2 separate regions of the Homo sapiens genome follow, and region 1 is linked to region 2. A link is a loop called in an ENCODE intact Hi-C map of the cell type or tissue named here. Cell type or tissue: heart left ventricle. All regions are shown on one strand. Links, peaks and the distances in the headings refer to the core of each region. The heading gives the core; the rest is flanking DNA.

The links. A loop is a pair of places that touch in the nucleus more often than their neighbours do. Peaks named below come from ENCODE experiments on the same cell type or tissue, not always from the same donor. Only the 100,000 strongest peaks of a DNase experiment are listed, where the experiment ranks them.
Region 1: a loop joins it to region 2, with 4 times the contacts of the local background. A loop is called at or near these places in 20 of 110 quality-filtered maps.

What each region holds. Positions count from the first base shown.
Region 1 is chr3:41,893,034-41,895,849 of GRCh38, forward strand. ULK4 (unc-51 like kinase 4) reads right to left here. Exons shown (of 37, transcript NM_017886.4): 16 at 2,485-2,531. Among named protein-coding and RNA genes, the nearest start is that of ULK4, 68 kb to the right of the region's middle. In heart left ventricle, for the core only: a CTCF peak has its summit at 1,158 (motif pointing right); no DNase peak of the experiment used is centred there.
Region 2 is chr3:42,228,852-42,231,667 of GRCh38, forward strand. No RefSeq gene overlaps it. Among named protein-coding and RNA genes, the nearest start is that of CCK, 36 kb to the right of the region's middle. In heart left ventricle, for the core only: a CTCF peak has its summit at 1,186 (motif pointing right); no DNase peak of the experiment used is centred there.

The DNA of each region.
Region 1 (2,816 bases), core at 71-2,570, 340 kb before region 2:
AGGACTTAAACCAAACCCCTTGATATTTCAGTAGCAATATGAGGTACTCACCATAAGCAAATTCACAAAGATAGAATAAGTAGAGTATAGGTTACCAGGACTGGGGAAGGAAAGGGGAAGTTACTGTTTAATGGGTAAAGAGCTTCTGTTTAAGATGATGAAAAAGTTTTGGAAATGAATAGTGGTGATGGTTATACAACAATGAGAATGAACTAAATGCCATTATATACATAAAAATGGCTAAAATGGAATATTTTAAATTATGCATAATTTACAATTAACAAATTTTTTAAATTACAGTATTACACTATTACTATATGTGAATTATACCTCAAAGTTGACTGGCAAGGATAAAAGGATATACAATTTGATAAATACTCAATGTTGGAAGTTCTAACAAAAGGCATTTTAAACACATTGACTGGGATTATATATTGATACAATTTTTTTAAGAGTATTTCAGCAATTTTTCAGAAGTCACAAAAATATTTACTGCCTTCTATCCATCTGTTCTAATTCTACAAATCTTCCCTAAAGAGAAAAAGAAAAAGCAGGCACAAAGATTTATTCTCAAAAATGTTCATCAAAATATTATTTACAACATTATAATACTATCCAAAAATAGTAAATAAAATGATCAGATATTCACAACATATAAAAAGTTTATCTTAAGTATTATGTATTTTATTTTTAAATGTTAATAATAACATTTACAATACGTAATATATATGTTACAGGGGAAAACAAACATAAAATTATATCATGTGATTCTAATTTTTTATATACAAAACAAAACTAAAGAATAAATATATCTACGTCAATAATAATTATCTCCCAGACTAAGTTAAGGACCCTTTATCATATGCTGTCAAGGTAATATAACCTGAGGTCAGAGAAAACGTCGCTGGAAGTGGCTTTGAATGGAGAAAGAATAAAAGAGGATTCCTACCAGAGAACTTGTCTACCTCAGTATCACTTTATTCAAATTAAAACTGTTTTACAATCAAACTTCAATTTTTAAAAGTGGGGGAAAAAAACAGTATGTGTGAATTTTGGTATCCAAGGGGATACTAAAACCAATCTCCGGGCTGATACAGAAGGATGACTGTACTTGGAAATGATCTGGAATGTCTGTTTTAAAATGTCAGCAGGGGGCACCCCATTCAAGGATATAACACATTTTAAATAAAGGTGTTTAAATAAGTATTTCATTGATTCATTTTTAATGAGCATACCATGAGCCTTCTCAAAGTATTAAATACTCAACCATTACCTAAAAATCCTACTTTTTATTACCAGATTTTACTTTGGGAGAGTAACATTAGAAGATGTATAGTAAGAACTACCCTTATTATTAAGCATTTTCTAAACTTCTATTGGTTCACCCATATTTCACCAACATAGAAGAATAATTATTATCATACCAGTGCCACAATCCACAAAATCCTTTCGCCTCCATTTTTTCATGTGCCTGTCCTAACAATCATGAGATAAGCAAGCTTGATGATAATAACTACAACTTCTACAACCCCAACCCCATTGTAAATGAAATACCCACTAAGAATCAGGCACTATACAAGGTATCTCATATATTTACCTCATTCAAAGTTGAATAATTACCAAAAATCTATGAAGCAGTTATCCCATCCCAATTTTACAGATGAGGAAACTGAGGCTCAGCAATTAAAGTACTTGGCCCAGAAAGCTGATCTTTGATCCACACCCAGGTCTGTCTGAATCCTAAACCTATGCCATTTCCTTGTCCCACCCACAGTCCCCAGGAAGCAGAGATTGAGAAAAAGATAATCATTTGGCCAAGTCTTATTGGCAAACAGAACCCAGAGCCTTCTAACACTTGATCTACTGTGCTCTCCACCTGGTATGTTGCTTCTGTAAAAAGCAAGGACACTTCCTTCCATCGGGAGTTTATAAATCATAATCCCATTAGATTGTAAATAACATCTAGGGAAGCTATGTGCTACATGAGGGAAAGATAAGGGTGGCCAAGGGAAACTTCGAGGAAGTATAACTAAATTAATACACAGGGATCAGGGTTTAAGTATTTTATAATCAATACTCAAAACAGTAACAGTTAGCCAGGCACAGTGGCTCACACCTGTAATCCTAACACTTTGGGAGTCAGAGATGGGAGAATCACTTGAGCCCAGGAGTTCAAAACCAGCCTGTGCAACATAGTGAGAGACCTTGTCTCTAAGAAAATAAAAAAACAATAACAGTTAATAAAGTTTCCAGGAGTACCTTAGATAATCCCAGAATTGTATTTGTAATATTAGGAGAAGGGCTATTTTTAATATTCTAAAATTTATCATTGGAATGCCCATAAAAATTGCCTATGAGTAGAGTCATCATTACATCAGAATAATTTATGATAATTATTTAGGACTCTGCTTTTGATAAATATGTGCTCTGTAACTACTTAATAAAGTCATGAAAAATAATTTTTAAAATATAAACGTTACTTACATATCCCAGTTTGGAGCTATCCGCAAATGCTGGATTAGCAATTGGAACTAGAATAAGAAATTTAAGTGTAAAGAAAAGAAAAAATTAAAATGTTTAAGTCACAAAACACAGAAAATGACAGCAAAGTTAACAGCTCAGGACTTTATACAAAGGAAATTTACACTGTACACCAAAAATGGTATTTACTAAATTACAAAGGCACTAGTATACGAATAAGATTAAAATAAAAACTAAGAACAGTATTTTTAGTTTCTCCTACCACTTTATATTCGCTAAATGACTGCCCTTACCTGATAGACACACACCAACTATCAAAAAAAGTAACCTTAATA
Region 2 (2,816 bases), core at 49-2,548:
AGTGTTTTCGGAAAAAGTAAAGAATAAACTTAAATAATAAAAAGGTGTGGGAGCAAAAAGAGTTCATCTCAAAAGATGGGAAGCCCTCTAATGCCCTCTACTGATAGATGTTTTGTAAACCCTAGAAGGCATTCTTCTGTCTCATGTGTGACGGGAGGATGTTCAAGGTGGTTTGGTGCATCGTCCCTGTTCTATGCCGAATTTCTTCATGTGTATCCCAAGCCCTTCTCCCAGCCCAGGAAGTTCAAAAGAGGACGTCATGGCCTAAGGGAGAAGTTGTCAAAGAGGCATTTGGTGAGACCAGAAAACAAAGATAATAAAATTCCTGGTTTTCAAACATGAAAGGAAGGAAGGACAAAGCTGAGTACATGTTTTGGTGTGAGACCAAAAGATTTAGAAGGAAACTTGTGGAGCCAGTTTTTCTCTCTCTCTCTTTAAAAAAATATATATATATATATATATTTAAAAATTTTTAAATCATCAAGTTGGTGAAACAGTTTCTCTTTTTACTGCTTACTCCTCCTGTGCTACTCCTGCTTGCCAAACACAAAGGACAAGGACTTCATGCAGATTCTCCAGGCCGTGGGAGTTGGAAGGGATGCCAGCGTTCAACCGGTGTGGGAGCCTTTGTCCTTTCCCCATCTGTGGGCCACATCCAAGGTTATAGGAGAAGCCCCTGATGAGTTTGGGGCTCCAAGGACAGATGAGCTCATTTGGCAGGGGTCCTGGGGAAGTAAGGATGTTCCAGAGCCCCTCCCCAGCAACTCACCCCATCACAGGGCAGGGACCACATGGGGCAGTGAGGAAGTAGAAGTGCCAGCAGATACGTCTCAGTGGAGAAGTCCCAGGAGATCCTGAAGTACCTGGCCCCAGACAGATGTGGGAATCATTCCACACACTGCCTGGGAGCAGAGAGGCAGGTATGTCCTGAAGAGCCTTGCCAACAGGACAAAGGAAGTGGACACCAGCCTCCCCCGCAGCTCTGGCCAGTGCCAGCACCCAGAACCTAGATGCCACCTGGGGAGAAGTTGGTGGAGGAAGAAAGTCATGCTGAATTACCTGAGTCAATTGAGAGCTTATAATAGGGATTAAGTCGAGATTTAGAAAAAAATGAAATTTTTTGTGCATCTGAGCTCACGGCTCAAAAACATCATATCCTAAAAGGAATTCTTTTTCTGTAGCCAGCAGAGGGCACTTGGAGACAGCAAAAGACCTGAAGAAACCGCCCTAATCCAATCACAAGATCAGATGGGTTTGCTTTTCCCTGGAAAGTAGTTCAGGGCGGGCAACTCTGCCTCCTGGAACCCCCAACATCCTCACTGTAAACAGAGTGCTTGTTTCTGGGGTGCAAGTTGAGAGGAAATGGCCAGGAAGAAGGCCTGGCCCCTCACATTCCAGAGCCCCTCCTTGGGACCAGGAGTCTGACGTCCCTTCTGGAGCTTCAGTGGATTCTCGGGGCTGCTGTGGTTGGCGGAGGGCGGGGGGGTGGTGGAGGGGGGAAAGGCGGGTGGGTAGGGGTGCCATGCCAGATCCCCAAGGACTCCTTAGGTGGAGGAGTCTTCCCTCCTGAGCCTGGGTTCCTCCGTCCCACTCTTCGTCTCAAGATGTCCTGAGTCCTCCCTCAGTGTGACTCAGTTCCATGCTGCTCTGGGAATCCAGAGAGGAACCGACACAGTCCCAGCCCTTGAAAGGGGCTCCGTCTGCGCAGGCAGCAGAAGTGGTCATGATGACAGTGGAGGGAGTCCCTCTGCTTGGGGTCTCAGAAGCCACTTGAAGAAGGCATGAGCATGGTCTCAGTTCTCCAGGGGAACTGGAGGGAGGCATTCCAGAACAAGAGGACAGCGTGTGCACAGGCTTGGGGTGCAAGTGAAGAAATTAATCATAGAATGAGGAGGAGGCCACCTTGCCTATCATCCTGCTGCACCAGGAAGTAGAAAGACATTTTTAAAAAGTTTACAAAACGTATTCTGTATTAGAGTGCTTCCCACCTTATGAAATCAACCCGCTCCTTTCTAATGCATCTTCTTTTTAGAAAATGTTTTCTTTGCTTTTTTTTTCTGAAAACATCCGAAAGTAAGAGCCTTTCCTCCGTACTACTTTAGCCTGTAGTTCCTAAGTTCTATAAAGCCACAGCACGATGACTGAATCCAGGGTTAAAGGAAATGTTTGCTTGGCAGTACTTGGGCATTCACCATGCCAAATGCCCAAAGTTCAGGCTGATCCTGCTCTGAAGTCCCAAAGAATTGAAAACCAGTGAGAGAAATCCAGGCCTTTAGCTTAGACCAGCAGCCTCCAGGACCAGCAGCGCTGAGGCTCAGCAATGCCTGTACATCGATGTGACAAGATTCAGGGGAAAAAAGTAAGAGAGGGAACCTAGGGCCCCCCAAGAGCAGGGAAGGGCAGAATCCAGCAGGGTTTCCAAGGGCCAGGCAGCTGGTAGCAGTGGGGACCATTGATAGAGGAGATTCTCAAGTGACAGGCAAAGGCTTAAGTACTTCTTTTCAAAAAAGAAAGAACAGTGATGTATTGTTCTCCCACACCTCAATTGCATAAACTCATAGTCCTCCCTGGGGCCTCTATTAAGTCACCTGTGACACTAAGGACCAGAGTAGCAGCAGTAGCCTTGGACCCCGACTCTCCTGTTTGCATGATTTCCAGCCAATGGTGGCCTTTGCCACCCTTGGGCCACTAGCCTATGACTGGAGAAGAAATTGTACTGTGTGTTTAGCTGTTCCAGAGTTCTGCAGAAACTGTGGAAGTGACCCACCAAAGAAAGTGGAGTTGCCTGGCTCAGGAACCCAGTATGTAAGCACCCC